Linked DNA regions of Mus musculus: region 2 is linked to region 1. The links are chromatin loops, found by intact Hi-C in ENCODE. Cell type or tissue: gastrocnemius. All regions are shown on one strand. Each heading gives the region's core, and the rest is flanking DNA. Links, peaks and the distances in the headings are about the cores only. Region 1 overlaps Ssh2 (slingshot protein phosphatase 2). Region 2 overlaps Ssh2 (slingshot protein phosphatase 2).

Region 1 (15,707 bases), core at 3,872-11,871:
ATCTATATGTGTTTCTTACACTTTTTCCTTGGTCCTTTTTCTTGTTTGGGTTGTTTTGTCATATTCCAATTTGTTTGTTTTTGATTTATTTTATTATTATTTTCTAGATGTCTTATTTTCTAGCAAGACAAAAAGGGTATGGCTACAAATGGGAAGGGAAGTGGGGAGAAACTGAGAGTAGGGAGGGGGAAACTAATCAGAATATATTGTATGAGAAGGATCTATTTTCGATAAAAGTAAAAAATAAACAAACAAAGGATTGATGGAGTATATTCATCATGGTTTAGAACATGTAACAGGATAAATGAATGTAATTAGAAACATGGACTCAGGACTGGTGAGATGGTTTAGTGAGTTAAGGGCCTTCCCCCTGAGCCTGACAGCAAGAGCTGGTGGAAGATGAGAACTGACTCTTGCAAGTTGTTATCTGATTGCCACATATGTGCTGTGGCATACATTCACAAACACACACATATACACTATACATAATTATGCTGTGTTAATAGTAAACTGTAGGTTTTTTGTGGCACATTAAATAATAGGGTCTTAACTCAAGGAAACTTAGTCTTAATAAATATTTTATCAATTAAGAAAGCAAAACTCAGATGAAAGGATGGACTATCTAGAGACTACCCCACCCAGGGATCCATCTCACAATCAGCCACGAAACCCAGACACTATTGCATATGCCAGCAAGATTTTGCTGAAGGGACCCTGATATAGCTGTCTCGTATGAGGCTATGCCAGTGCCTGGCAAATACAGAAGTGGATGCTCACAGTCATCTATAGGATGGAACAAGGTCCCCCAATGGAGAAGCTAGAGAAAGCACCCAGGGAACTGAAGGGGTCTGCAACCCTATAGGTGGAACAACAATATGAAATAACCAGTACCCCAAGAGCTCGTGTCTCTAGCTGCATATGTAGTAGAAGATGGCCTAGTCAGTCATCACTGGGAAGAGAGGCCCCTTGGTATTGCAAACTTTATATGACAGTACAGGGGAACGCCAAGGCCAAGAAGTGGGAGTGGGTGGGCAGGGGAGCAGGGTGAGGGGAGGGTATAGGGAACTTTCAGGATAGCATTTGAAATGTAAATAAAGAAAATATCTAATAAAAAAATAAGAAAAGAAAGCAAAACTCAGTCTGGAGAGATGGCTCAGCAGTTAAGAGCACTGACTGCTCTTCCAGAGGTCCTGAGTTCAATTCCCAGCAACCACATGGTGGCTCCCAACCATCTGTTATGGGATCTGACGCCCTTCTGGTGTGTCTGAAGATAGTGACAGTGTTCTCACATACATAAAATAAATAACTCTTAAAAAGAAAAGAAAAGAAAAGAAGAGAAAAAAAGTAAGTAAAACTCGTAGAAGGGAAATAGTGAAAGCAAAATTCACAAAAGGAAATAGTTGCCCAAAGAAACTTTGATGCTTTAATTAAAACTACCAGTATACTCCTTTCTGCTTTGAAAACTATCATTTACCTATTCCTAACCTACACTGGGGACTAGTTAGGTTACTATAACATGTAGATCTTCAAAGAGACAAGGATATTGATGATGGAAAAATTAAGAAAGATGATAGAGTTAATGACATGCTGAGGACTTTTTTCCTTTTCATTTTCTTCTTAATTTTAATATTTGTTCTGTTACCACTTTTGCCCAATTTGGAAACACAGAAGCAGTAAGAGAAAAATAATCTTAAATAATGTGTGTACTGTTTGCCAGTAAGCAGCCTACATTTTGCAGTTTATGCAGCCATCCATCCCACTCACCTCTTCATTATCCACCGCCATTCCTGGGCATCCATGGTCAACTCTTACTGTTTATTCCTATGCTGTTTTAAATATTGATCCTACTTTATCACTGCTAATATTTCTGATAGAAAAGGAGCACTGCAGAGATTTTGCTCCTAAAAGGAAGTACAGGGTGTCCTAGTGCATGACAACCTTTGCTATAGAATAGGTTTTAGGGTCAGAAGATATTATCTTTAGGAATTCAGAAATAGTGTGGTGATTTGAATATGCTTGGCCCATGGGATGTGATACTATAAGGCAGTGTGGCTTTGTTAGAGTAGGGTAGGCCTTGTTGGAAGAAGTTTGTCACTGTGGGGGGTGGGCTTTCAAACACTCCTTCTAGCTGCCTGGAATACAATCTTCCTGGTTGCTTTCACATCAAGATGTAGAACTTTGAGCTTTGTCTCCAACACCATGTCTGCCTGGACACTGTCATGCTTCTTGTCATGATGATAACGGATAGAACCTCTGAAACTGTGAGCAAGCCCCAATTAAATGTTTGCCTTTATAAGAGTTGCCTTGGGAATTTATGAAATTCCTAGCCAAATGGATGGACCTGGAGGGCATCATCCTGAGTGAGGTAACACATTCACAAAGGAACTCACACAATATGTACTCACTGATAAGTGGATATTAGCCCAAAACCTAGGATACCCAAGATATAAGATACAATTTCCTAAACACATGAAACTCAAGAAAAATGAAGACTGAAGTGTGGACACTATGCCCCTCCTTAGAAGTGGGAACAAAACACCTTGGAAGGAGTTACAGAGACAAAGTTTGGAGCTGAGATGAAAAGATGGACCATGTAGAGACTGCCATATCCAGGGATCCACCCCATAATCAGCATCCAAACGCTAACACCATTGCATACACTAGCAAGATTTTATCGAAAGGACCCAGATGTAGCTGTCTCTTGTGAGACTATGCCGGGGCCTAGCAAACACAGAAGTGGATGCTCACAGTCAGCTAATGGATGGATCACAGGGCTCCCAATGGAGGAGCTAGAGAAAGTACCCAAGGAGCTAAAGGGATCTGCAACCCTATAGGTGAAACAACATTATGAACTAACCAGTACCCCGGAGCTCTTGACTCTAGCTGCATATGTATCAAAAGATGGCCTAGTCTGCCATCACTGGAAAGAGAGGCCCATTGGACACGCAAACTTTATATGCCCCAGTACAGGGGAACGCCAGGGCCAAAAAGGGGGAGTGGGTGGGTAGGGGAGTGGGGGTGGGTGGCTACGGGGGACTTTTGGTATAGCATTGGAAATGTAAATAAGCTAAATACCTAATAAAAAATGGAAAAAAAAAAAGAGTTGCCTTGGTTATGGTGTCTCTTCATAGCAGTGGAAACTCTAAGACAAAAGGATGTTAAAATAGAAAAGAACTATCTTTTTGAATTAACTCACAGAACCTGGAAAGCTTACAAAAATTTAAATGAAGAGTCATGTGGTGGCACACACCCTTTATCCCAGCATTCAGGAGGCACAGGTAGGTGGAGCCTTAGACCTTGCTAGCCAGTCTAGCAAACCAGTAAGCTTCAGGTTCAGTGAGGGACCCAGTCTCAAAATAAGGTGGAGAAGTGATAAGATTCCTAGGTCAAATCTGGCCACCACATACACGCGCACGCACACACACACACACACACACACACACACACACACGTATATGGAGACACACATACTCACAGATAAAAATATGCCCAAAGAGCTTAATAAATAAAATTGATTTCTTGGGATATAATCTAAGAAATAGTGCTTCCTTATTATTACTGATAAATATCCCTCAAATTCTGATATATTCCTCATATTTTTATCATATGAAATAGTACATAATGAAGAATACTTTAACATACTTAAGTAAGGAGGAAAAGTAGTAAAGGGAACATTCCCACTTAAGTGCTGGAATAGTATCCATACCTTGTATTCTTATTTATTTCCCATTTATATCTTCCTCCATGTTGCAACTATCATGGTAAAGCTTATAATTTTCTTATTTTTCACTCAATTGTATTGTAAGAATATCTCAAACACATAGAAAAGTTGATATGCCTTAAAGTAAACCTGTGTATTCAATCTTTAGTTTTACTAAAAACATTCTTTCTCACTTGTTTCATTATTTATTTGATCTGGTCATCCATCAACCCATTCTTTTTCTTTTCACTTTTATTGAGATTTGGTCTGTCTAAAGTCTTGCTGACCTAGCAAGCATAAGCATCAGATTTAATCATATCCTTGTCACAAAACATTACACCTTGTTACTGAAAAAAAAAAAGACAAATAACCTACTTGTTCTGAACACTAAAAATTAACAGAAGGCTGGAGGGACTGCTGCTAAACTTGTTACTCTTAGGACCAGGCATAGGACCCAAGGCTTGGTTCCCAGCACCCACATGATGACTCATAATCATCTGTAAAGTCCAGTTTCAGAGGACCTGGCACCATCTTCTGATCTCTAAAGGAATCAAACACACATGGGATGTACATTTATACATACATGCAGTCAAAACACTCATATACATAAAATATAATTTTTTTAAATACCAGGAGAAAAGTGTAGGATAACTTTTAGTTTTGTTGTGGGCAAAATAACTTGATACAGAAGAAAGAAAGCTAATCAATTAAATGATCATCTTACACACACACACACACACACACTCATGCCATTTTATTTTCAGAGCTTTATTGTTAAGCAGATTTTATTTAAAATGTGTGATGATTTCTTGATAGAAAAAAATGATCAGGAAACAGGATGGTAGGTGATTCTAGATGTGCATTCAACTATAGATTGAAAGACATGTATTCTTACCAACCTGTCTAATACTTGCACATAAAAATAGGTCACTGTAATGTGGTTAATTTCCATTGACTGGATTTAGAATAATCCAGAAGACACATTTTTGGGCATTTCTGTGACAGTGTTTATAGAGATACTTAATTAAGGAGGAAGGACTCAACCTAAACAGGGTAGCACCCTCCCACGGGGGTGGGATCTAAGACTGAGTAAGAGGAAGGAGAAATCCTGATAAGCATCAGCATTTGTCTCTTTTTACAGCCTCACTAGGATAACATAAGCAGCTGCTGCAAGCTCCTGCTACTAAAGAGCCACCACACCCTTCCCACCATGATGGATAGTATTCCCTTTAAAAATGTGAGTTGCTTTCTGTCACAGCAATAAAAAAGATAACTAATACAGTCTGGGGAAAGTGTAAGCACCCAAGCCTCATTTGCAGAGACACAGGCTGTGAAAAACAATGGGTGGTCCAAAGTGTAAGCAATAGTTTCCCCGAATTCCTTTTAGTTTCCATATGTTCCAATATTGTATATTCATTTATTATTCTCCTGACTTGTTCCTGCTCTTATATCACCATGGATGACCCTTCTTCCCTGTTGTATATTCTTCACCAGTGTTGTGGTACTCTGTACTGTGTCTCTGTCCTTCACCTACCTAAGGCATTCTCTAATTGGCTTTAATAAAAATCCAATAGTCAACAAGTTGGGTAAGAAGTGGAAGGTAGGACTTCCTGGGAGGAAGAAAGGAACTCTGGGAGGAAGAAGGCAGAAAGCCTTTACACCAGGACATGGGAGGAGACAGATATGATCACAGGCCTAGAAAGTGTAACTCATCACCTTCTGGCTGGCTGGAGCTAGGTAGTTAGTTTAACTTAGGTGATGTATTGGCTAGTTCTGTGTCAACTTGACACAGCTGGGGTTATCACAGAGAAAGGAGCTTCAGTTGAGGAAATGCCTCCATGAGATACAACTGTCAGGCATTTTCTCAATTAGTGATCAAGGGGGAAAGGCCCCTTGTGGGTGGGACCATCTCTGGGCTGGTAGTCTTGGGTTCTATAAGAGAGCAGGCTGAGCAAGCCAGGGGAGGCAAGCCAGTAAAGAACATCCCTCCATGGCCTCTGCATCGGCTCCTGCTTTCTGACCTGCTTGAGTTCCAGTCCTGACTTCCTTGGTGATGAACAGCAGTATGGAAGTGTAAGCTGAATAAACCCTTTCCTCCCCAACTTGCTTCTTGGTCATGATGTTTGTGCAGGAATAGAAACCCTGACTAAGACAGGTGAGCTAGTTGAGAGTGTACCCAGCCAAGGCCTAAGGCTTTGAAATATTAAAAGGTCTCTGTGTGGTTATTTGGGAAAAAACTGGTTAGGGAATAATTTCCACTGTAGTAATTTCCACCACTAATCAATATATACAGAATATAATAATCATTTAATCTTCACACCAGTCTTCAAAGCTTGTTTCTTGTGTGTGTGTGTGTGTGTGTGTGTGTGTGTGTGTGTTTCAAGACAGGGTTTCTCTGTGTAGCCCTGGCTGTCCTGGAACTCACTCTGTAGACCAGGCTGGCCTCGAACTCAGAAATCCGCCTGCCTCTGCCTCCCAAGTGCTGGGATTAAAGGTGTTACCACCACCACTGCCCAGCTCAAAGTTGGTTTCAAATGCCAGACATTAATGCTATTTCTTCTATCACCTGGAAATATCTGTTTCCCTCCAATTCTATCTTTACTCTAGCACCATCCAGTTCTGTTTCTAGGTTATGAGTGGGTTCTTCATTTATCTTTCACCATTAAACTGTAAGGTTTTTTTTTGTTTGTTTGATTTGTTTTGTTTTGTTTTAGTTCAAGAACCATGCCTAATCCCACCTGTCATCACAGTGCCCTAGGTACAAGATGGGACTAGAGGAAGAGGCAAAATCAAGTGGCTGTAGTGATTAACTAGTGAGATTTCTTATAGGCAAACACTTAAAACCAACTGGTTATACATTTCCAGCAAGTATGGACTATGTATTTGCAACCTGTTAGCTTTAACAAGTTTGAAGAACTTTGTTGTGTTGCTTGTTTTTTCAGGAGGTGATTTGGGCCCTAAGGCTTTCCTTTTGGCTAAGCAAACAATTTACTTGTTTTTATTTCTGTATGCATACATTCAATATCAACTCACCAATGTCTTATTTTCTAGCCAGTAAATAAGACTGATCCTTATCCTTGGATATTTCACATTGTAACTCAAGGAGAAAGTTCTATTAAAAATGTTAATTGCCTCACTTGGACCAAAGCAAAGTTGGACAGTATAGCATAGAAGCATCAGAGGAAGAAATAACTCTAGGATTGGAAAGTGTTTTAGCTAAGTTAACTTTTACGTTGGGCTTGAACTAGAAAGTTTTGTCAAGTAGTAAAAGCAGACTTATTTCAGGCAGAGGCACAAAGAACCGAAAATGTTACAGGCTATCTGATCACACTGTGTATCTCAAGATTGTGTTATTTACTGAAGGAAAAAAAAAAAAAAAAGACCTGTTTCTAGTCATGATATGGCTCAGCATTAGCACACAACTTTAATTTGTCTGGCAGGAATACAGACTTACCCTGAATCCCAAACAATGAAGATAAATTTAGTTTGTAGAAAGAAGCACCCATGTTTGAAAGTGATATCTAATTGGTGGCAAACAAAGTGATGAATCAGAGAAATATTTGACAGAATAGGATCTGCCCAACTCTCAAAGGAGAGAGGAAAGGGAAGCTACTTAAGTGTGCAGTGCAGAGAGAGAGGAAGTAGAAAGGAGGCAGTTTTACCAGGACAGTTATAAAGAGAGGTTTCAGAGAGGGAACATGGTAGACACAGGTGAAGACAGAACAAACCAGAGAATAAGGAGCCAAAAGATCAGAATATACTGCCAAAGTTTGTATTATACAAAACAGAGCAATTTAGGAGAAGCTGAGAGAAGCCAGATTGAATCAATTAATGTAAAGCCAAGTTTTGAGCCAGGAACAGCTGAGTTGACTAGCCAGCCAGAGTTCAGAAAGACCTAGAAAGGGTGAGCTTATTTAGCAGTGACAACATTCTAGGCTTAGATAAGATTCTATAGAGGCTAGAGGCTTCTAGGACTAGGCCTAGGTTAGCAGAAAAAGGCAGTAAAAATAAGAGATGACAATTACTATAGGAGAATAAAAGTTACTTTTACAAGAATAAGTGGAAACAAGTTTCACATTTGAGGAGCATTGAGTAGTTGTGCATTGCTGGAACAAAGGTAGAATTGGGGGTTAAAGCTATCAAGTAGTCTTACTGTTATGGTTCCACAATGCTAGGTATCCTACCATGACAGCTCTATAGCCAGGAAACTGGATTATCCATTAACTAGATATGGTAGATATAATTTATCAGTTTTCTCTGCCCTTGGCAATAAACTAATAATGGGGGGGGGCTAGGGGGTGTCAGGAAAAAAATCAATAGTGGCCTTTTAAGAGGAAGTGTGCACTTTGGAACTAAAGATAGTGCTGTGCTTCTGGTCTGTGGAAGCAGGAGGATGTAAAGGCACTGTGACAACTCTACTGGTTGTCACCATGGCTGGATTTAAAGGTGTCTAGAACTGGTGAAAGGCATCTGAGTGAATGTGGAGATGTGTACAGAGAGGACTAACATGTGAGAGCAAGTAGGGAGTGGGGAGATCCACTCTTAAGTGTGGACGGTCCCTCCCAAATGGCATCCCAGTTGAAAAAGGAAGAAGCCAGAGGAAAGCAGCAAATGCTTGCCCCGGCTCATTTCTATTTGAATGATTCATCTATATTTGCTGCCATCTACTGACAACAAACTCCATTGTCTTCAGTCATTCCTTATAGACCAGTGGCTCTCCAGGGAGCTCTCAGGCTTTCTGCACTAGATTGGAACTGCTAACACGTCCCATCTACTGTTTTGAGAACTTGGTCCTGTGTGCTGTGTTGCACCAGAGAATATACGTCTATGAACATGCTTTGTGTGTGTGTGTGAATTCGGTTGGTTCTGTATCTCTAGAAAACTCTGCTTAATACAGGTACCATTCCTAGTGTTTGGATTACTTGTTAAGAGAAAGCTTAGCCTATTTCCTAGGAGCAAAGAAAATGGAGGTGAAACCAGTTGCATAGATTATTAATTGGTTTGTAACAAATGAATCCCAGGAGCACTTAGCTGGGTGTTCACTCAATACTTATTATTCACTCAGTGCTGTTGTACAGCGAATACATGAAGATCCAAGCAGCTTCAGTCTCACAACTGTTGTTTTGACCTGGATGGCTGTAAAACTGAAGGTACATTGCAGTGCCTAATGTGAGCTCTAATATGGCTTGGGCCCCCTCAAAGGAGAGTAGTTTCAGGGTTGGCTTCTTGCATAGCAGCCCAGGGCTCTAAAAGGATGCTAGGCTTGGAGCTGGCAATAGTGTAATGCCACTATGTTACACTCTCTTGATGCATTAAAGGACAACCCAGATTCCAGGAGAGGAACTAGATTCCTCTTCTGGGGAAGCAGCAGCAAAGAATCTGCAGTCATCTTCAAGCACCTCTTCCAATTCTGGTGACTAGCTAGCTGAACATGTGGGCACAAGGAACAGGACAGAACACCAAGAAAGAATGTTGATACTGGCTGGAATCAGGAGCCAGACCAAAAATTCAACCTATTCATACTTTATAAAAATATAACATCTAGTAAAGTAAAAATAAGTTAAAGTATGCAACAATTGCAAATGAAGTCAAAGTCATATCTTACTCCTATTATGACAGGATTAAAAGAAAACCTAAATAAAGCTTTCTTGCCTATCAGTTGAAGCAACAGGAAATTTTTGTGAGTTACCCGCTATTTATGAAGCATTTTGTTTTTTAGATTATTTGTGAGATCCAAGTGCAGGTCCTCATGAAGGCTAGAAGAATGTGTTAATGCTCTGCAGTTAACAGATGGTTGTGAGCTGCCAGATGTGGGAGTTGAGAATCAAACTCAGGTCTTCTGCAAAAGCAGTACTTACTCCTAACTGCTGAAATCTGTTTAGCCTAAATATTTTCCTTAAATTACTACAAAATATAAACTAGTACAACGCCTATGATCCTGGGAGACAGAGACAAGAGGATCCTAATTTTTAGACTAGCCTGTGATACAATAGAGTTCCAGCCCAGCCTAAGCTACATGGAGAGAACCTGTCTAAAAGGGGGTAAGTGGAGGGAGGCTGGGGACATACCAGTGATAGAATGCTTGTCTAATATGCCCAACACTGGAACTGTAAAACCAAAACAACTAAATCAGCTGCTTCCTCAAAGACTAAAGCTTGATTCAAATTTCATTAAAACAATTGCAATTCTGAAAAATAAAATGTCCTCAGTCAACAGCTTTTGAAGAGGCATAGTCCAGCTCAGAGGAAACTGAGTTGCTGTGGGGAGCTTTCGCTGGGTGTCTTCTATCTATAATCCTTATTCTGCATATATGTATACATATACATATATATAGTATTACCTATTTATAGTGCTTACTGTGCACTTGTAATATTATCTTTTCTACTGATAATCAGTTCCTCGGGTTTTTTAATTAAAAACTGTATTATTATGGAGGGCAACATGTGTGTCTATTGAGTATTGCTAAAATTCCTTCACTGGAGGAGACTGTTTATGTCTATATAGAGACAATATAAAAATATTATGCCTATATAAATATAGAGAACATAAAATACATATAGACAAGTTACCCCATCCTCCTGCAATCCCAAGCTGAGGCATTGCTCTACCAAAGTTCATCGGGGAACCAATGGTTTATTAAGCTTGCTTACAGCAATGGATGAGGGGCTGCCACACCCTCACCCATGACTCACCCACGGTTGTGTTGACAGAGACCCCTGGTCCTTTCCACCTGACAGTCCCTGAGACCTTGAGACTATTTAGGGCAGAATTGGATACAACTGGTTGGGAAAGGTGTCTGAATACTCAGGTGAGAGTCCCATGACCTTCCATGTTCCTCCTATGAGAGAATGTCAGAGGTCAACAAACACAGTTGTGATCTTTGCAAGTCAGTCGAACAGAACACGGGAAGATGGCAGCAAGTGTGTGGCTCAGATGCAACGCTGTGGCTTCCACAGACCTAACAGATGGTCAGGCTTGCCGAGCACATGTCTTAACCATTTCACAGCTCAGTTCCTTGGCTTTAAGATGCAACAAGTCAGCCCTGTGGTGGTGCATGACTTTAATCCAAGCATTCTGACCATCGATTTGGGGATGGGGGGTGTTGTCCAGTGCAGAAGCAGGTACGTCTCTGAGTTCAAGGCCACCCTGGTCTACAGAGCGAGTTCCAGGAATGCCAGGGCTACACAGAAAAACTGTTACTGGTTTTCCTGCTGGTCCCCTTTTAGAACAGCATTAGCAACAACACTGTCTCCATACCTCCTGCCTGCAGGTTTTTATTCTTTAGTTCTAGGGTAGAACCAGTTATGTGCCATAGCTGATTTGTTAGGTTTAATTGTTATAGAATTTTTAGGAACTTTGTGAGACTCACCCTGGTGGCCTGAAATTGGCACAGTGGAAATGCTTATCAGAAAAATTAACAAATATTATATAAATCCGTTGCCACTCTGAACACTGGCTTTTTAAAGAATTGACCAGCATTTTGCAAAGTATGAGGCCAGGGAGTGTGTACTTTAAAAAAAATCTTTACAAAGCTAGGCATGGTAGTACTGAGATGCCAAAGCTTTTAAATTCAGACTCTATTTTAGAGAACCTGACCTAAGTTTGAACTTAGGTAGACTAACAGGCTGCTATAGCATTAGTTTCCAAGTTGCCCCCCAACTAACAGGCTGCTATAGCATTAGTTTCCAAGTTGCCCCCCAACAGATCCTGAGCCTAGCTCCAGTCTCTAAGCTAATCCCCAACAAGAGCATAGTTTCCAGGTTATTCCCCCAACAAACCTGCACCCCCAGGTTACAAGCCCACCTTCTACCTAATGATCACCAATGCAGAGGGGAGCAGAAGTTAAATTTATGATCTGACTCCCAGCACCAGACAATTATTTTAAAGGCCACAGGAACTTTCCAATTAGATGTTTGCACACGTATTCTGTGCTTGCTGCTTACTATAAAGCCTTGCCCTGATAGATGTTCTAGCCCCCCCCCCCAAACCATCCTGTGTGACAGTGGTGTGTTGGGGGGAGGGGGTGGCGAGCTAGTTCGAATAGAATAAAAGACTCTTCTGTGAGTTGCATCAGATTGGCTCCTGTGTGTGCTCTTGGGGAGCGCTAACATTTCCCTGGCATAACGGTACATGCCTGTAATCCCAGTGCTCACGAGGCTTAGGCGGGAGGATAATGAGTTCAAGATCAGTCTGGGCTATAAAGAGAAGAACTGTCTAAAAATACTGAGAAACAGTAAGTGTGGACGACTTCATCTTAAAGGCTTCAAAAGACGATTAAAAATACAGTCTACTCTGTCAAGGCAATGGTGATAGGTATGAGGGGGATCAGTGTGTTCATGGAAACTCAGCCTTCTAAAAGGATGTATTTATATCCCTTTGCCCTGTAAGGGCAGGAATTTGTCAGCACAGTGCCTGGCTTATATAAGATTGTCCAGATAATACTAGAGGAAGTAAATACAGTCCAGAGCATTTACAGTTCTAGGAAATAGTAAAATGAAGAATAAACCTTAGACTCCTTTCACTATGTCATGTTCTTTATTCCTATTAAATTACTAGTCATATGCTTGGCTTATCAACACATGAGGAGTGTTTAAGTGAGGGGTGGAGAGTAAGCAGCCAGTTTTTAAGAGAGAACCCTGCTTTTGTGCCACTATCTGGTTCTCAGTCCTTTCATGACACTTACTTCATCAGAACCTAGAATAAGTGCCTTGTAGGTTTGATCAGCACCTCATTTTTCAGATGCTGAAACTGTCTCATGGAAGTGAAACACTTTGCTCAACATCTAAAGTTAGCTTTCTGTCTGGGAAGGCATTTTGTCAGAACAAGCTGTTCCTTTTGCATTAAAAGTATGTTCCAGGTATGCCGCTAGGGACGATCCTTAGACTCTGCCTGATTTTGTTTCCTTTACTTAAGTAAAATGCTAGATCCCATTCCTTGGACACCCCATACGTGTAGCTCAAGCTCTCAATGTGATCTTCCCATTTGTTCTCCAGCCAGGACACACTGGTATAAAATAACTAATTGTTAAATGCTTAGATATTTCCATGTGGTGAACAGTAGCTTGTTAGAGCCCCTCTAAAAGTTCAAAATCCAGACAGGTTAATGTCTGGCACAGCAGGGGACTTCCAGACCCTATTCTAGGTTAGTCAAAATGGTTGACTGTGCCATATAAGTTATCTTCTTCTATACCAATAGCCACATTGTTTTCCTGCTTTCTAAACCCTGTTTATTTTGTTTTTGGTGTGGGAGATTTAGCCCAGAACCTCACACAAGTAAGCACATGCTCTATCATTGAGCCAAATCCCCATCTGTTCTCTAAACTTTGATTCAAAACTTAACTCTGACCTGACATTCACCCCTGGACAGTGCCTGTGTGTTCCTGCTATCTCTACTGTCTGGTCTCTTACCTATAGCTAGTTCTTTGCCTATAACCATGCTCCAATTGCTGACTGAGTCTGGTTTGAGTGCTGCTAGTTCTTTGCTACACAATTTACCATGCTTCCATAAGGATTTAAATTAGAAAAGGAACTGAAAACAGACCTTTCTTTAATATTAAGCATGCTAATATTTGTGGATCTGAAGAATTAGATTAGGATTAAATGGGATTACAAATTGAAACATTACTTAAAAGGATAGGAACACCTGCAAAGGATTTTTTTTTAAAACCAATTATTTCTAAACATGACTTTTCCAAACTTTCTAAAGTTGTTTTCAAATTAGGGAGTAAACAAAAGCAGTTAATGGCTTTGGCCAGAAAGAAATGAAAATATTTAAGATGTAGGCATTTAGCTATGATAGTTGTACTAGTCAGAAATGAACTGCTATCTAAACTGTTCTCAGATTCACTACACAGCAGAAGATGAATGGCCTTTAGCTTCCAGCCCTGTCTCTTCCTCCAGAGGGCTAAGGTTATAGGTGTGAGCTACCATGCCTGATTTTAAGAGGTGCTAGGGTTTGAACCCTTGACTTAGTGCATGCTACACGATCACTACCAATAAAGCTACATCCTCATCCCACTTGAATAGGAAATATACTTATTGGGAGATGCTGGAGTCTATAGAAGACAGAGGAGACTTTGAGACAATACTGTATTCACAAAGTTCATCTGCCTGCAGAGGTTAGGTTGTTATATTTGGAAAGTTGATACAGTTTTTAAACTTTTTATTAATTCTTTGTGAATTTTATATCATGCACCCCAACCCCACTCATTTCCCTGTCTCTCCATATCTACTCTCTGCCCTTGAAATCTCCCCCCCCCCAAAAAAAACCCAAAATAAAAATAAGTCCTGCCTACATGATGGCAAGGGTAAAGATGGAGCAGAAACTGAGGGAATGGCCAACCAATGATGGGTTTAGCTTGAGATCCATCCCATGAGAGAGCCCATCTCTGACAGTTCTAATGATAATCTGCTGTACTTGAAGACAGGAGCCTAGCATAAGTCATCTGAAGGGCTTCACATAGCAACTTTTGGAAACAAATTAAGAGACCCACAGCCAAACATTAGATGGAGCTTGGGGAATCCTATGGAAGAGGGGGAAGAAGGATTGAAGGAGTCAGAGGGGCCAAGGACACCACACGAAAACATACAGAATCAACTAACCTGGGCCCATAGGGACCCACAGAGACTTGATCACCAAACAGAGATCATGCATGGAATGGACCTATGCACATATGTAACAGTTGGGCAGCTTGGTCTTCATGTGGAACTCCTAACAGCAAGAGCAGGGCCTGTCTCTGACTCTGTTGCCTGCCTTTGGACTCCTTTCCCCTAACTGGACACCTATTAGCCTTAATAGGAGGAGATGGGCCTAGTCCTATTGCAGCTTGGAATGCCTAGGTGGCTGATATCCATGGGAGGCCGCCCCTTTTCTGAGTAGAAAGAGAAGACTGGAGGATGAAGGGCAGGGTAGGTGGGGGGGGGGAACTGTGAGAGAGTGGAAGCTTTGATAGGGATGTAAATTAATTAATAGGAAAAGAAAAATATGGCAATACTGTAGGGCATTTTCTCAATTAGTGATTGGTGTGGGAGGGCCCAGTACATTGTGAATGAGGTCACCCCTAGACTGATAAGAAAAAACATATTGTCATGGAAACTGTAGTGTGTCAGTGTGTCACATAGTGTACCTTTTTGCCTAAACAGCTTTTCTTACAGATGTTTATCACAATTGGTCATTGGTCTGGTTTGAAGCCTCTGGCTTCAGCTACATTATCAATATTGGATCCTCACAGGACTTTTATAGGATATCTTGTTGCCCTGTGTCATGGAGATCCTGTAGCTTCAGTTCTGCAGGAGCAGCTCCTTCCCATGCTCCAGCAGTTCACAGAAGGTAGATGGTGGGGAGGGCCAATTAAACATCTTGGATGGTAGCTGACCTGATCAGCCTGCTAGCTCTCCTGCACCCATGCCACCATGGCCAACTCTCCAGCACTGCCCTGGTAAGGAGCAGGTCAGCTTTCCCAGGCCCATGGTATCAGGCCCAGCTCTACCATGCTGTTCAGGCTTGGGGACAGGCTAACTCTCTCACCTGCCAAAGGTGGCTAGGGACTGGGCCATCTCTTCCATACCCACGTCACAAGGGCCAGTTCCAGTGTGCTTCCTAGGAATGTGTGGGCTCACTCTCCCAAGTGCTGCAGCTGATGAGGGGATTCAAATTTTTAATTAAATATTTTATTAAAAATGAAAGTTTCCTAGAAGGACCCTCCAGAATGCACCAGAGACCTGGAAGGTAAGAGACTCTCAGAACTCAAAGTGAGGGACCTTAGATGAAATGACCAACAGAGTGAACTTATAGAGCCCACCTCCAGTAGGAAGACAGGAGATCAAGTGAGAGATGAGGTTGCCACCCCACAGTCACAACTCTGACTCATAATTGTTCCTGTCTGAAAGAATTACAGGGATGGAAATGGAGAGGAGCCTGAGGAAAAGAAGGTCCAGCGACAGGCCCAAAGTGAGATCCAGCTCAAGGGGAGGTCCCAAGGCCTGACACTATTACTGAGGCTATGGAG
Region 2 (15,707 bases), core at 3,313-11,312, 130 kb before region 1:
CTCACTGTGCTGTCAGACCACAGGCACAAAGCAGGATTCATCAAGACAGGAGGCAGAAAACGCATTATAAGGTACACCGCTGTTTACTAAATTTTGTTCTGTTTACCCAAGCAAGATTTTAATTTAGGACTTTGTTTTAAAATGTGCAAATAGCTATGGGGGCTTTTATAACCCATATTTTCATAGTACTACTAGCATCCAGGACTTAGACCATAAGGAAATAAGTGAAACCTTTTCCTAGCTGGCTTATTAACTTCTAATATGTAACTTACCCAGGTGGTGAGAGTTCTTTCAAATGCTTGGTGGTCAGTATAAGACAGGGTAAGATGGATATGTCTGCCATCTGATGTACAATCTGAAGATTTACTGCTATTTTCTCTCTTAATAGCTTTCAACACATCACCCTCATCACTGTTCCTCCTGGATGGGAGAATGTGCTTTGTATCTGACCTCACAATCTCTAAATTTCTTTCTTCTTCTCTTTCTGTCTTTCTCTTTTTCTTTCAAGATTTTTAAGTCTTATGTGTAGTGTATGAATGTTTGCCTGATGGATCTATGTGCACCATATGCATGCTTAGTGCTCTCCTAGTTGGAGAATGCATCTGACCCTGGAAATAGAATTATGAATAGTTATGAGCTACCATATAGGTGCTAGCAATCAAACCTAGGTCTTCTGCAAGAACAGGTACTTTAAACTGATAAGCCATCACTCTAGCCCCTTCCTTCTTTCCTTCCTTCCTTCCTTCCTTCCTTCCTTCCTTCCTTCCTTCCCTCACCTCCTCACCTCCTCTCCTCAGGGTTTCTCTGTATAGCCCTGGCTATCCTGGAACTTACTCTGTAGACCAGGCTCTGCCTCCTGAGTGTTGGGATTAAAGATGTCTGCCACCACTTTTCTTTTCTGAGACAGGAGAACTCATTACATAGACTAAGTCTTGAACTCAGAGATCTGCTTGTCTTTGCCTCTCTCTAGTACTGAGATTAAAAGCATGTACCCCACACCTGGCAACAATCTTTAAACTTTATGCGGCTCCTTCTGGGAAAGGTAGATTCTCAAGGGAATCCCTCTACTTCTTTACAAGGTAGATATTTTACTCCTGTCCAAGGCAATAATTCCCATGGATTTAAGACAAGACTCTCCCAATCCCCCCTTCCCCTGCAAATCAGGTTCCACTGCAAAAAAGAAAAAAAAAAGAAAAATTTAACTACAAAATCTATACATGGTCCTTTTTAAAGTCAGTATAGTATGACTATCAGTCTCTTTTGTTAACATTTAGGAATTGTGCTGGTCTTTATCCTTTAGAAGAGTCTTAGCTGGTATAAACTAACAAGGTCAGTCTTGCCTTTGGGGAGAATCTGCCAGGACATCAAGCAGAGGTGATCTTGGCAGAACTGGTGAGCCTGGTATGTGCACGGGCCATGGAAGGAGTACTCATATGACCAAGGACTCAGTAGGAAGGCTATTTCTGTCAATGCCACTACACTGACTGGTTCATAAAGAGAGCGCAAATGTTCTGACTTCCCATAGAAATACAACAAACACAACAGAAGTAGTATTTTTGGAGAAGAAATAGCAGATGAAGGCAAAGTAGGAGGAAAAGACCAGATCTCAGGTATCTAACCAAGGTTGGTGATAAAAACTCAGTTGGTAAAGTGCTTGTCTGCTCTGCACAGGACCCTGGGCTAAATCCCTAGTACTGCAAAATAAATGCATAATGAGGTCCATTAAGATCATTAAGGCAAGTTTTGTATGTTAGAGTAAACTTGAGACTTTGTTGAGACTTTGTCTTAAAACAGACAGACAGACAAAACAAAGCAACTTTTTTTTTTAACCATCTATGGCATTTCCTCTTTCTTCTGAAATAGTTTATAAGAAATCATTCATCACCAGGCATGGTGGCTCATGCCTTAAATCCCAGCACTTGGGTGGCAGAGGCAGGCAGATCTCTGAGTTCGAGGCCAGTCTCGTACCACTGGGTAAATTGCAGGAAGGCCAAGGCTACACAGAGAAACTTTTCTTGAAAAACAAAACAAGACAAAACAAAACAAAACAAAACATATGCCACTTGGGAATCTTAGGATTCTGGCTGCTCCCCCAAATTTATCCTCCCAAATGACCGTTTGCTTTTTAAGCTCCATAGGACTGGAGACAAAGTCTCTGGTCAGCATCACTGAGCTCAGCACAGATAATCTTGCTACTCCAGCAACTATTTACAAGTGTCTAGCTTGTGAACTTCCGGAGACAAAATGTTTCCCAAACAAACCCATCTTCTCAGATGCCATTTCACTCAGGTGGCACTGTGGCACCTCATCACTGCTCAGCTTTGACCTGAGCCCCAGGGTCCACAGAACTGCCTTTGGCTAGTTCTATTCTGGCATCATCTCCTTTCAGAAATGCTTCCAACAGGGGATGGAAAGATGGCTCAGAGGCTAAGGGCACTTGCTGCTTTTGCAGACAACCTGAGTTTGATTCTCAGCACCTACATAGTGGCTCACAACCATCTATAATTCCAGTTTCAGGGAAACTGAAGCCCTCTCCTGACTTCTGTGGGCACCAGGAACACATGCAGTGCACATTTATACATGCAGACAAAATATCATAATGCACATAAAATAAATCTAAAGTGACATCAAAGCCTAAAAAGATAAAATCCTTAAAAAGCCTCGTTTCAAAGGAAGGTCTCAGCTGGATTGTTTTACCATCTACTAGGGAAATCTTTACTAACATCAAGAGTGAATCTAAGGGCTGAAGAAAAGGCTCAGTGTTAAGAGCGTGTACAGAGGACGAGAGCTCAGTCCGCAGCACCTATGGTAGGCAGCTCACAAGCCCCTGCAACTCAAGCTCTCTGGGCACCTTTGCTCATGTGAACTGCCAGCTCACACATATATTAATGAAATAAAGGTTAGGGCCGGGGGTAAAGCTCAGTGGTGTAGCCTGGCTGAGCATGGGTGACCCCCTACCCAGCCTCTCAAAGGCATTAACACAGCAAAGTCTCCAATAGTTTCTTGGGTGAGAATTTCATTAAATAGAAAACCATAAAGCAGTTTTACCTTCGACTGGTCCTCATCCACAGAAGACTCTTCAGAGGCGTGGGGCGTATTACTCAAAGAGCTGCTTCTCTGGTCATCAGCTGCCATTTCTGAAGCTGCCACTTCTATCACTGACAAACGACAGCCCTCACTCCTTCCTCCACCTAATTCTTCTATCCTTGAGTGAGAAAAAGACCGAGACCGGGTTTCTTGAGAAAGCTCTACAAATTTCTCCAGGGCACTAAAAAAGTCAATACGATCTGTACTAAAATCTGAGATGGCAGCTTGGCAACTGGCTTGGGGGCTTGGTGACTCCAGATCAGGTGACATGGGGAGGTCTTTCAGTCGAGATGTCAACTCTTCCATTGGCAGTAGGTGGACATTCATGTCTGCTTTCAGTGCGTCTGTCTCCAGATCTTCCACAGCTAAGTCTGGGAACTTGTTGGCAATGTCTGGGGCCTGTCCAGGTTGGAGTAAGGCTTTAGACGCATGGCAGTTGTCAAGAGGGAGTTTTGATTCACTGAGACAACACCCTGATGAGCATCCATTGATGTCATTTAAATTTAATTCATCTTCAATCTGTCCGGCACGAAACTCTTGTGAAGAAAACTCCAAGCAGATGACTCTTTCTTTGGTGTGTAGTCCTTTCTGATTTGCATCTTGTGGGACCACATGTTCCATAAAGACGGTAGGCATGGCAGCAAGGTTCTCCACAGTCTTCACCTCAGCGATCTGGTCTGCTGACGTGGTCATCTCCTTCTTGTTGAGCTCGAGCCCAGGTTTACAGATGGGTTCGTGGTGGTCTGAAAGGTCACTATCTGAATGAGATCTCCAGAGTTTGTTATGCCGCTGTTTGCTGTGAACAACACAAACAGGTTTGTGAAAACAGTCAACATCCTTCCTGGGGAAACCACACCCAGAGAAACTTATCTCCTGCGAATCCTTGCTCCTATTCACTGGACCAAGACAAAAGAACACTGCAACTTATATGAACAAAACCCAAAGCAAACAGCAATAATGGCTAAGATCTGAATTGTTTCTCGAGACAGAGCTTCACTAGAGTCCCGGCTGACTTGGACGAAACTCCTGCCATCTCTTGGGTAGACCAGTCTGCCTCAAACTCGTAGATATTTCTCTGCCTCTGCCTCCAGAGTGTTGAGATCTGACTTTTTTTCTGTAATCAGATTAATGGTACCTGAAATTGTTGTTAACAGTCACTATTGATAATCAAGTTCTCTCATGGCATGGGTAAGTGTGACCTGTTGACTTCAATCTTTTTAACGTCTTTTACTGTGTTAATGATGGGACAACAAGTGGAGATATGAGGACAACTTGAAATAGTTGGTTCTCTCACTCCATCACCTGAGTCCTAGGGAATCTGTCTCAAGTTGTCAGGCATAGTGGCAAGCACCTTACCTGATGGGCTATCTCACAGGCCCTGTCAAGTGTAGCAATAGTTCTCCAAATTTAATCTTTAAATAATCAGTTCTTCCTGTTAGAAGTTTTCTTGAGGAAATATTTTAAGGGTATATGGTTTTTACACACACACACACACACACACACACACACACACACACACACACATATAACTGGGGTTCAGTTCCTAGTAACCACATAGTGGCTCAAAACCATCTTTAACTCCAGCTCCAGGAGATCTGATATCCTTTTCTAGCCTTCAAAGGCACATGGGTACCAAACATACATTCAGGCAAAACATCATACACATAGTGGCTCAAAACCATCTTTAACTTCAGCTCCAGGAGATCTGATATCCTTTTCTAGCCTTCAAAGGCACATGGGTACCAAACATACATTCAGGCAAAACATCATACACATAAAATAAGATAAATAAATCTGCTCCTCTCAAGACACAGGGATCTATGTAGAAGAGTAGGCAGAAAAGATTATAAGAGCCAGAGGTGGGGGAATGACTTGAAGAAACAACGTCTTCCAGACATGACAGGGCTGCCTCACATACAAACTCAGACTGTGACAGCACACACAGACCTGCATAAGTTCAGATAAAACCTCTCAGCACAGAGAAAGGGACACAAAGTCCTATTCCTAACCAAGAAGCTATTTGCAATAGGTATTTGCTGGGAAAGGGGAAATCAGTTTTCTCCACTAGGGTGGCACTGGATATATCAACTATGCTCTAGAGCAGGCTTCAACACAACATGGGTACTATGGTTTTGGGGTGCTATTTGTCTTACTGGTTTTTGTTTGTTTTGACCTATGCCATCTTTTTTTTTTTTTTTTAAAGAGGGAAAGAAAGGTAGGAAGGTGGAAGAAGATTTGGGAGTTGGGGGAGGGGAAGGAATACAATCAAAATTTACACAGTTTTTTAAAAAATTAAAATATCTAAAATCTTTAAAAAAATGTTTAACAATTTAACCAGAAATAAAACAAAACAACCCCCCAACCTAAAGAACATATAAGTTACTCAAAAAGCAATAATCTTTTGGAGGTTTATTATTGGAATAAGAGCTTATGTATTAGCTTTTGTTGCTGGGCAGATGTGGGGGAATGGTGATCAGGATCCTTCTTATTTTTATTTGTGAGGATGACCATAGAGGTCAGAAGAGGAGTCAGATCTCTAGAAGCTACCCCAGTATGGGTGCTGGATACCAAAGTGGGTTGTTGAGCCTTCTATCCAGCTCCCCCGTGATCAGTCTTTTGTATGTGTTTGAAACAGGATCTATGTGGCCTTTGCTGACCTGGAGCTCACTATGTAGAACTGGCTAGTCTTGAATTCACAGAGCTCCACCTGCCTCTGCCTCCTGAGCGCTGGGATTAAAGGCGTGTACCACCATGTCTGGCTAAGGTGATCATTAAGTTAGAAAATAAAGGAGGCCTAGTAAATGTGGATTGAATATGCTGTTATAGAATGAAGAGGATGAGTATAGAGGACAAGCCTTTCCCAAAAGATCTTAGAACTTGAGACAACACTTAGGAAAATGTGGTCCAAAGAGGGCTCTTTATCAACCCCAGAGATCACTACATAGTCATTCTTTGGTTATTTCATGAAGTGCAGTCTGAGATGGGGACAAGTTTACTTCAAACTACATGCTTATAAAGGAAACACAATTATCAAAGCCCCAGCCAAAATATCTCAGCTGCCTGTACCGTTGGTCAGGATCACCTGCCCAGGGATTAGATCCTAAATATGGTGCTTGACAGTCCCCATGATTTAATAGCAGACAAAGAGTTACCTAACTTCTGGGTGGAAGGGGAAACTCAGTTTCAAACAACTTGCCCGTGGCTTGGGGCCACACGAGGGTTCTGCTGAGTCATGTGCCTACACTGATGTGACCCTGTTTCTTCTCAGCTCTACACCTGCTCTCAGCTCCCTCTGCCGTCTGCTGCTTGGGTGGGGCGCTCGACTCAGGCCTTCACAGCAGAGGGTGCTTTCCGTCAGAGAGAACAGGTCAAATCTGTTTATGAAGACAAGCTATAATCAGCTGGCTGGGTGTACAGTAGAGCTTTACCCTTTTCAAGCTGCATGACCTCTAGCCACCCCTAGGAGGAGACAACATAACACATATCACACATCTCAAGTAAGGGAGAGGCAAGCTGACTGCTTTGAGAAAGCATGGACTAAACTGTATTATTACCAACCAAGGCCAGTTTGCTTCCTGTGTGAGGTTCTTTTCTTAGTTCTGGAGGCCTTTGTTTCCAGGCCTAAATACCACCTGTGCTTTCTGATTTCCACACTGTCACTCATTGTGGGGTTGTGCAAATGGGTCTTCTCATTCAGCACCATAAGAGAAGTCCTGTGATGATGGCTGAGGAGACAGCTTGGAGGGTAGCTGTTCTCAGCCATCTGACAAAGTATGTCAGATATAAAACAGCAGCTGATAATTAGCCAACAAACAAATGAGAAGTTTCCATAATCTCAACAATTCCCCAAAGTATAGTTTTTTGTTTTTGTTTTTGTTTTTTTAAATGCTGGCGAATTGCTTATCAGTCAGGGCTGGGGAGATAGCTCCGTGGTTAAGAATGATTGCTCTTGCAGGGGAGTTAGCTTCAATTCTTAGCACCCACATGGTGATTCACAACCATCTATAACATCCAGAGAATCATGCCCTCTTCTGACCTCCATGGGTACCAATCATGCATGTGGTGCATAAACATGAACATAGGCAGACACTCATACATACAAGGAATAAACCTAGTACACTGAAGTGCTGTATCAGTCACGAGGGGATACAGATGGGAGCTGTGCTAGTGAGGAGCGAGCTAACATCACAGCCTGCTGCTCAGCAGGGACTTCCTTCTCTTCTTGGGGGTTGATGATCATCAGAAAATACTCCTTTGAGCCTTGGGAATACAATTGACACCTACTTATAAGAGAGTAAGAAATAGCATTGGAAATGTAAATGAGGAAAATACCTAATAAAAATATTAAAAAAAGAGAGAGAGTAAGAGAAAGAAAATCTAATCCAAAGACTGGCCTGAGGCAGAGTGGTAGGCACACTAACACAGTCCAGCGACCACCATCACTGCTACAGCACCACAACCTTCACGTGCTCCCTGCTGACCTGTAACCTCCTCCCTCCTGAGCTCTGTGCTGATCATCTGTCCCTTCCTCTCCCTTAAAATGTTATTGCAGGTGGTTTTAAAAATTAACTAATTTTAAGATCGAATCTTACTACACAGCCCAGGCTATCATGCAACTCACTATATGAAGAGCAAGCTGGCCTTGAATTTACTGAGATCTGCCTGCCTCTCTCTGCTGAGATTAGGGGCATGCCCACCACACCCGACCATAAAACATTATTTTGGCTAAAATGTTTTCAAGCTCCATCACTGTATGTAAATTTATTTTCATAAAGTGAAATAAATGTTTCACAATTAGTTTGTCCATATGGTTGACAAATAGTCTTAGCTACTATAAACATTGCCAGGGACATTCTTGTAGCTGCTAAGACTTCAGTCTCTCAGAGGTGTCATGCAATAGAGTGTAATATATGGGTCATGGGGCATGTGTGCATCACTGGTTTGCTGGGAACACTAGATTGCTTTTCAGTTAGGCTCTGCCTGGTGTATTCTAATGCTTTGACATGGACAGTACTTGGCACACAACAGTAGATCATATCTATTATTTTAAACTGGTAATTTCTAATCCAGCTGACCCCCACCTCCCATTCTAGGCAGGCAAGTAAATAAACAAGCTGCCAAAAAGGAACTTCAGAGTTGGCTTATGGCCTAGATGATGCAACCACGCCTCAGATCTCCCCTCCTTCGAGTGGCCCCTGACCTGAATTTGGAATCATGTAAACACAGGCACACATATGACTAGGCTACTCTGGGAAACAGTTTAGTTTTCTTATTTATTAGATGAGCAGAAAAAATGTAATTGATAAGATATATAAGACATTCTATTCTCTTCCTTCTGCTTTCTTGCTACATGTTAGGTAATAGCATCAACTCTTTAAGAAATGTATACAGAAGAAAGTATTGCTAGAAGTGTAGGGCTAGGAGACTGAGGTTGGCCGTGGTTACCTTCTAGGGGACTAGGAAAGCAGTGTTGGCACTTCCATGAGTTGTGCATGGTCCTGGATATTTTCAATTATTTAGCCAGAAAGCTATTTTAAAAAATCCTTTTAAGCCACAACTAGGCTTGGCTGTCATGGGACCAGAAATCCATGTCCTTTCATTTCAGGCTCCTTGCTCTGGGCTGACAGCTATGTCTAACTAGACTGCTCTCCACCAGAAAACCAGGATAAGAAGAGAGCCCTGCTATCTCTGGCCCTCATAACCAAAGTGGACATGTCTGAGGACATGACATACAAATTCTCTCTAGCTTTCCTCCCTAGTTTTCCTCCTGTCCCCTTTACACTGGAACCTAATACCAAAGACACATGGTTCAACTTGCAAATGGTCTGCTTGAAATTTGAACCTGTCTGATAGAGCATAAATCTGGCAGATGCTTGTGGTAGCAGGAAGAGCTTTATAACTCGCTCTTCTTGCTACCACCCCACAACTATTAAAACAGAAAAAAAATACAACATGAAAAATACCAACAGTTTAATTATACCATCCTTCTTAGGTCTTCAAGAGGAAGAGTAAACCAGCCTTTTCTAAGCTACCAATGATATTTTGAGAGATGTAAGAAGTTCTTTGCATTTCTGACATATTGCTGTGGCCCTCATGCTCTCACTAAGACTGTAATCAACTGAGATGTTACTATAGAAATAGGTTACTCAGAGGTCACTGCACCAAGAAGCTCCCTCCAACAGACAACAGCTGGCACAACCAGCCAAGTACCCAGCGCTGCTCTGTGTAACTACAGTTAGAGGATGCTGGGATCACAACTCTTACTCTCTGAGAGCCACCATGTGTTTCCTATGATGTGAAAACAAGATCCAGAAAAAAATACTATTAAGGAACAACCAAACTTTGGAAGTTGTCTCTGTCTAACTGCCTTTCAGAGAGTTCCCCCTTCCTCTGTAGACCACTCCACACAGGTGACACCAGTGAAATGGAGGGACAGTGAGGCTTAGTTGGATTTGGTTCTAGAACATTCTTTATGAGCAGTCCTGGCGGTCAAAAGTGGCCTAAATGATATCCCTAACCTGGACATCACAACACAAGAGATTCCAGAGATACTTTTCATGCCATTTTTCTGGGGAGTTGGTATGACTGTGATGGTTGGAGGCAGGTTAATGTCAGTGGAGAAGGAAAAAAAGAACATATATGAATGTATGCTTTTTTGGTAATCATGGAGAGAAGAAATGATGAGAAACAACCTTTAACACATAGTGGTATATATATATAAAGAATGACTTAAACACTTGGGAGATGAGGCAGGAGGCTTAGGTGCTTTGACTACATAGTAGGTTCAAGGCTAGCTTAGGGTATGTGATAGCCTGTCTTTAAAAAAACCAAAATGTGTTATTTTATGAAAAAAAAAAAAAACCCAAGAAACCAAAAACAAAACAGTAAACAGAGATCTACAGACAGGGTCTCTCTATGTGGTCCTTTCTGTCCTAGAGTTTGATATGTATACCAGGCTGGCCTTGAACCTACAGAGAACTGCATGTATCCAAGTGCTGGAGTTAAAGGCACTGCATATTGCCTTCTCTAACTCTAAACTTCATATTGATGTTTTAATTTTACAGATGGGGGTCAAGTGGGGACTAGAAACACCAAGTAACTTCTGAAGGTTGCAGCATACGGGTGAACTAGGAACAGAAACCAGATCTAATGATGCAAATTCTGTGTTTTTTCCTGTCTGGAGTTTGCCCTCCCTTTATGAATCAGGCTCAGGAAGTCGGGATGGAACAGAAAAGGAAAGGAAAAGGAAAGAGGAAGTGTGATATTCTGGTTTATGCTGCCCTTCATATCCTCATTTAAATTTTTTTCCTGAGATTCCTTTAACATCTAAGAAAAACCACATATTGGGGGAGGTATACTGGGGAAGGGAAACCAACCCAACAGCTTGCAGTAGCCTGGGGCTCCAGAATAAATACTGAAGTTGGCAGGACACGTAGCGTCCTTCCTCTCAGGAGGTCACATGAGGACATTGCCTAACATCCGTTATGTGTGTGTCTGGGAACATGTAATATTTATGTTCTCCTCAAATGCTTAGGTACCTTTTCCTTGTGCCAAAAAGAACCCCCGTGCCCTATCCTCTGATTTAATGTGAAAGTATCATCAGAGTTGGTGCTAGAGACCTGGAACTTCTGTGAAACAGAGGATTGGGTATTTCCCAGCTTCTCAAGACAGAGGCTCAGATGAAATCATTCCAAATGCTGAGTAAATGGGAGGGAGGGCTGTTAGTGGAAACCATAATGCTATGCTGTGGTCACATTTTCACAATTCTTTGGGGCTGGAGGGTGGCCCCTCTGCGTGGATAGGCTGGAAGGCTATTTAACATTTTGTTCTGTGGAAACATAGCCCAGATTTGAGAGTCAAGATCAAGTCATGAGACTTGCTGGAGTCAAACCCTGGCACCAGCTGCAACTGCTTTTAGACAGCTGTGCTATTGCTCTAAAAACACAGCCTAGAACTGTTCACAGGGAAGCAAACCAAGTCTATCAAGCCAGAGGATTTCAGCCTGTGACAGCTCAAGAAGTTGATTCTCAAGTCATTTACCATATGATGCAAGAGTAGCTGAAGGAGATTTTTTAACTCTGAAAGGTAATGGAATGAGAGGCAAAGAAAGCCACTCACAACCCACCTGGCCAGCAAGATCCCTTGGTATTCTTCCAGTTGTCTCATGAAGCTGGGGTTAGGCTTGGTCACCGTTCGTCTTTCCTTCACATAGTCATAGGCTCGATCCAGATTCCATCCATACTCCTTCATTGCATAGGCAATCACAGTGGAGGCTGAGCGACTCACCCCCATTTTGCAGTGCACAAGACATTTAGATCCATGTTTCCTAGTTGGGAAAGTGAAGTGAAAAAGGACGCTGATAGTACAGTGTAAGAGCTGGGGTTCAGGTTCCTGTATTGCCCTCCCATTCCTTTTTTTTTTTTTTTTTTTTTTTTGCTATGCAATGTTCTCATCTTGGTACATCCATGTGCCTCTATGATCAAATATGAGGATTAAGTAGGCAGCTTTAACTGTACTCTTAAATAATATTTGTCTGTCTGTTTTTTGAGACAAGATTAATCTTAGTAGCCCTGGCTGTCCCGGAATGAACAAACCCTGTAGACCAGTCTGGCCTTGAACCCATACATTCACCTGCCTCTTCCTCCCCAGTGCTAGGATTAAAGGTGTGGCGCCACCACTGCTGAACTCTCTTTTTTTCACTTTTAATATTAAGCCTATTAATCCACTCAGTAAAGATTTATCAAGTATTTACCATATATAAGTTAATGTACTAGGTGCTAGACACAAACTTAAGTTAACACACAACTTCTATACTAAAGGGTAGGCGGGAATTAGAGAAACAGACAATTAAAATTCAATGTTGTAGCACACTGAACGTCCCAGTGTAGGGAGGAGCTCATTCCTGTGTGGTGGGGGCCGCGTCCCTCACAGCCCTCAGGCTCCGGAGTTAAGGTGTGGTAATGACTCATCATCTGATTTGTGCTAATAGAGTTATTTCTAGTTAAGTTCCCAGGAAGGGCTCTGTCCCGGGAGGAAAGCATAGATGAAGCATAGATGTTTTTTCTCTATTCTAGAGATCACTTTCCACACACTATCACAACCCCAGGGAACTAAGGAAAGCACGTGACGTATCACATGTCATTCTCAGTGTTCAGGTGAAATGAACGAGAGCTGCCTGTTTGTATTTTGCACGCTCTGAAGTGAACTCAGGGCTCCACACATACTCTGAGGGCCTGCACTATCACTGAGCTACACCCCAGTCCCTGTGGGCTTTTAATACAAGGGAAAACGACGCTACCACAAAGCAAACAAAATACCTCAGTCTCACTGGGTCAAAGCTAGTCATCATTCAGAACTGTTCAGTAATGTTCTAATTCTAACAATGTAGTGTTCCAGCACAAACTAACTCTTCAAGGATCAGCTAAATGCATGAATAAACTTACGGATCTGCTGATCACATCTCCAGCTGTTGAAGAGGGAATATTTTAAAAACTGGAGAAAAAGAACTGTTACTATTATGGATACTACTCATGGGCTCTAGAATCCTTTCCAGTAACTGTTCCAATAAATCAAAACACGGACATGTGAGCCAAAGCAGAGAAGCTGTTCATGTGCTCACTGGCTATACTGCTAGTTGACGCTTTGCGATTCTGCAGTCATGAGCTACAAGAATGACTGAGGAATTATCAGTGCAAATGAGCCCGAGGTGACTTGCCCAAACGAATGAGCAGATAAGCTACAGGAATGCAAAGTATGGAATGGACTAATTTTTCTGAATTTTAAGACCTGTATTGTTATTTGTGCACGTGTGGGTGGGCGGGCATCTGAGTGTGGTGGTACATGTATGATACACGTGTGGAGCTCAGAGGATGACTTGGAGGGGTCAGGCCTCTCAACTTCTACCAAGTGGGCTCCGGGATTAAACTCAGCCTTGGCAGCAAGCCATCTCGCTGGTCCTTACGACAGAGGTTTTTATTAGACTATTGTTAGGAAGCCGATGCACAGAAATTCAGAAAAAAAAATTAGACATGCGTTCTATGTTTTCCAAATGATCTCTAAAAACATCAAATTTTAGGCCTTTGCTTATAGGTATGGCAAGTGCTTCAACTTGGACAAGCCTAAATAAAATAGAATTTATTCCCTATGGAAGTACCTTTTCAACTTTTACTTTTTTCTTATCATTTTTTTTTTTTTTTTTTTTGGACAGGGTTTTTCTGTGTAGCCTCTGCTGTCCTGGAACTTGGTATGTAGACCAAGCTGGCCTTGAACTCAAAGGTCCACCTGCCTCTGACTCTGGAGTGCTGGGATTAAAGGTGTGCATTTCTTTGGCATTTTTCAATTGGGCTTTTTAACTATTCAGCTTCTAACTTGTTTAAGAAGGATCTCAAGTTAGTTTTCACTTATCCCACACATTTCAATTTCACCCCTTAGTCCCTGTATACAATTGTGTAGACTAAGCTTGCATTATAACATTAGGAGTAGGGTCCTGTAGAAGAGATATATAAAGAGGCACTTTGTCTCAGACTCTGGCCTGAACTTGGAAGCTCATGAACAACTGCCTCCATTGCCACCTTGGTGCTTATGGTGATTTTGGTTGACAACTGGACTACATCTGGAATGACCTAAAACCCCAAAATGGCTGGGCACACCTGTGAAGGAGTTTTGCTTAACTAAATCATCTGAAGAGGGAAGATTTACTTCTAATTATCTTTGAGGTGGGAAGACCCACCTCTAATCTGGGCCACTGCTGGCAGCCACTGGCATTAGAGCCTATTTCTTCAGGATTCCAGTGTATACTGAAGACCAGCTTTGGTATCCAGCCTCATGGATTGAACAACTACTGGGTTCTTGAATTTTTTGTTTATGTGCAGTCACTGTTGGGTTAGCTCAACTGCAGCCTGCAAGTTTGTAACCCTGACTAATACAGATTTTTGGTGCCCAAAGTGGTTCTAGAGGGGCTGGAGAGATGGCTCAGTGATTAAGAGTACTGACTGTTCTTCCAGAGGTCCTGAGTTCAATTCCCAGAAACTACATGGTGGCTCGCAAACCACCTTTGGGATCTGACAGCCTCTTTGGTGTGTCTGAAGACAGCCACAGTGTACTCATGTAAATTATATATATATATATATATATTAAAGTGGTACTAGAGCAACAGAAGTATAAGGATTAATCTTTTAAACAACTGGAATAGGCTTTCCAAATTGCCAGCATCTATAGTTGTCAAAGCCTCTCCTGTTCCTGAAGCCTCTCCTGGGACTTTGCAGAGTATGAAAGCCCATGGTGGGAACTATATTACAAAATCAAGGAGACAAATACATTCGATCATCAGGATTCACCATTTATGAGAGGCAATAGATTTGGTGCCTGTCCTGTCTATCAAGATTCTTAAGTAAAGTGTAGACTAATTTCTGAAGGAAGTTAAGAACAGGGGTTTCTCAGTTACTAAAGATGGTTTGAGTGCAGTCCCCTCGGAAGAGGGGTGTGGCAAGGAGCTCACTTATTCTTTCCAGTGAAGGTATGAATAACACTGGGAAAGGAAATCCTCAGAGCTTTGTCAATTAATTTGAAGATGACCTCAATGAAAGGCAAGAGAAAAATTTCACCATTTATATTATCTACAATAAAGTCAACAACTGTAAAGATTCTCAAAGCTACTTGAATGCCTTGTATTCAGAAAAGCCTGGTATTTCACCTGTTCACAATAATGCTTCCTACAAAACTTACAAATATCCCTAGTAGCATTTAAAGAATTTAATTCAGAGCCAGGCATGGTAGAGAAGGCATGCCTTTAATTTTAGCATAGGCAGTAGAAGGCAGATTCTACTGTAATCAGGCAGAAACAGGCAGATTCCTGTGAGTTCAAGGCCAGCCTGCTCAATGTAGGTTCCAGGCTATTTAGGATTACATAGGGAGACTTTGTCTCAACCTCCCCCTGCTCCTGCCCCTATTTCTCTCATCTTTATTTTCTTTTAGCTTCAGGATAATTCTATTTACTTTAATTTGCTGCTTAGTGGAAAATGAGGCTTTATGTGGTTATCTTCTTTCCCTTCCTTTCTTCCTTCCTTCTTTCCTTCCTTCCTTCCTTCCTTTCAGACACTTTCAGTTTGAGACAGAGATAGTTTTCTGGTTGTCCTGGAACTCAGAGATCTGCCTGCCTCTGCCTCTCATTACTAGGATTAAAAGGCATGCACCACCACTGCCAGGCCATAAAAGAAGCTGTTCTGTTCTGTTCTGTTCTGTTCTGTTCTGTTCTGTTCTGGTCTATTCATTTGCTTAAAGGGAAAATGTTAATCTTTCGTCCAGGATCCCATCCTTTTCTCTAAGTACTATCAGTAAACGGCCTCAGTCTCACCACAGTCTCAGCTACACTGTGGAGAGGGATCAGAACCTGTGTGTGGGGACAATACTCACTTTGCTTTAGAGATGAATTTGTAAGTGTCATTCCAGTAAGCCAGGAGATCTGTTGCTTCTTCATCATATACTCGAATGTTATGATACTCAAAGACTCCAGGGAAGAAGTTATCTATCTCTCGAGTAACATTCAAGATATACCGTACCCTGTGAGGAAACCAAAGGAGCGCATGTTATTTTCAGGCTAAAACTAATTTCCAGCCCTGTAT

The links. A loop is a pair of places that touch in the nucleus more often than their neighbours do. Peaks named below come from ENCODE experiments on the same cell type or tissue, not always from the same donor. Only the 100,000 strongest peaks of a DNase experiment are listed, where the experiment ranks them.
Region 2: it touches region 1 in a loop (7-fold over the local background); 31 of 42 quality-filtered maps call a loop at or near these places.

The regions. Positions count from the first base shown.
Region 1 is chr11:77,310,535-77,326,241 of GRCm38, reverse strand. The region is part of intron 1 of Ssh2 (slingshot protein phosphatase 2); the gene reads right to left. Among named protein-coding and RNA genes, the nearest start is that of Gm24989, 73 kb to the right of the region's middle. In gastrocnemius, for the core only: a CTCF peak has its summit at 8,377 (motif pointing left); DNase peaks (open chromatin) are centred at 8,364 and 10,725; H3K27ac peaks cover 268 bases.
Region 2 is chr11:77,437,564-77,453,270 of GRCm38, reverse strand. Ssh2 (slingshot protein phosphatase 2) reads right to left here. Exons shown (of 15, transcript NM_177710.4): 12 at 15,499-15,645; 13 at 11,213-11,413; 14 at 3,049-3,883. Among named protein-coding and RNA genes, the nearest start is that of Coro6, 18 kb to the left of the region's middle. In gastrocnemius, for the core only: no CTCF peak of the experiment used is centred there; DNase peaks (open chromatin) are centred at 6,457 and 10,504; H3K4me3 peaks cover 2,621 bases; H3K27ac peaks cover 7,890 bases.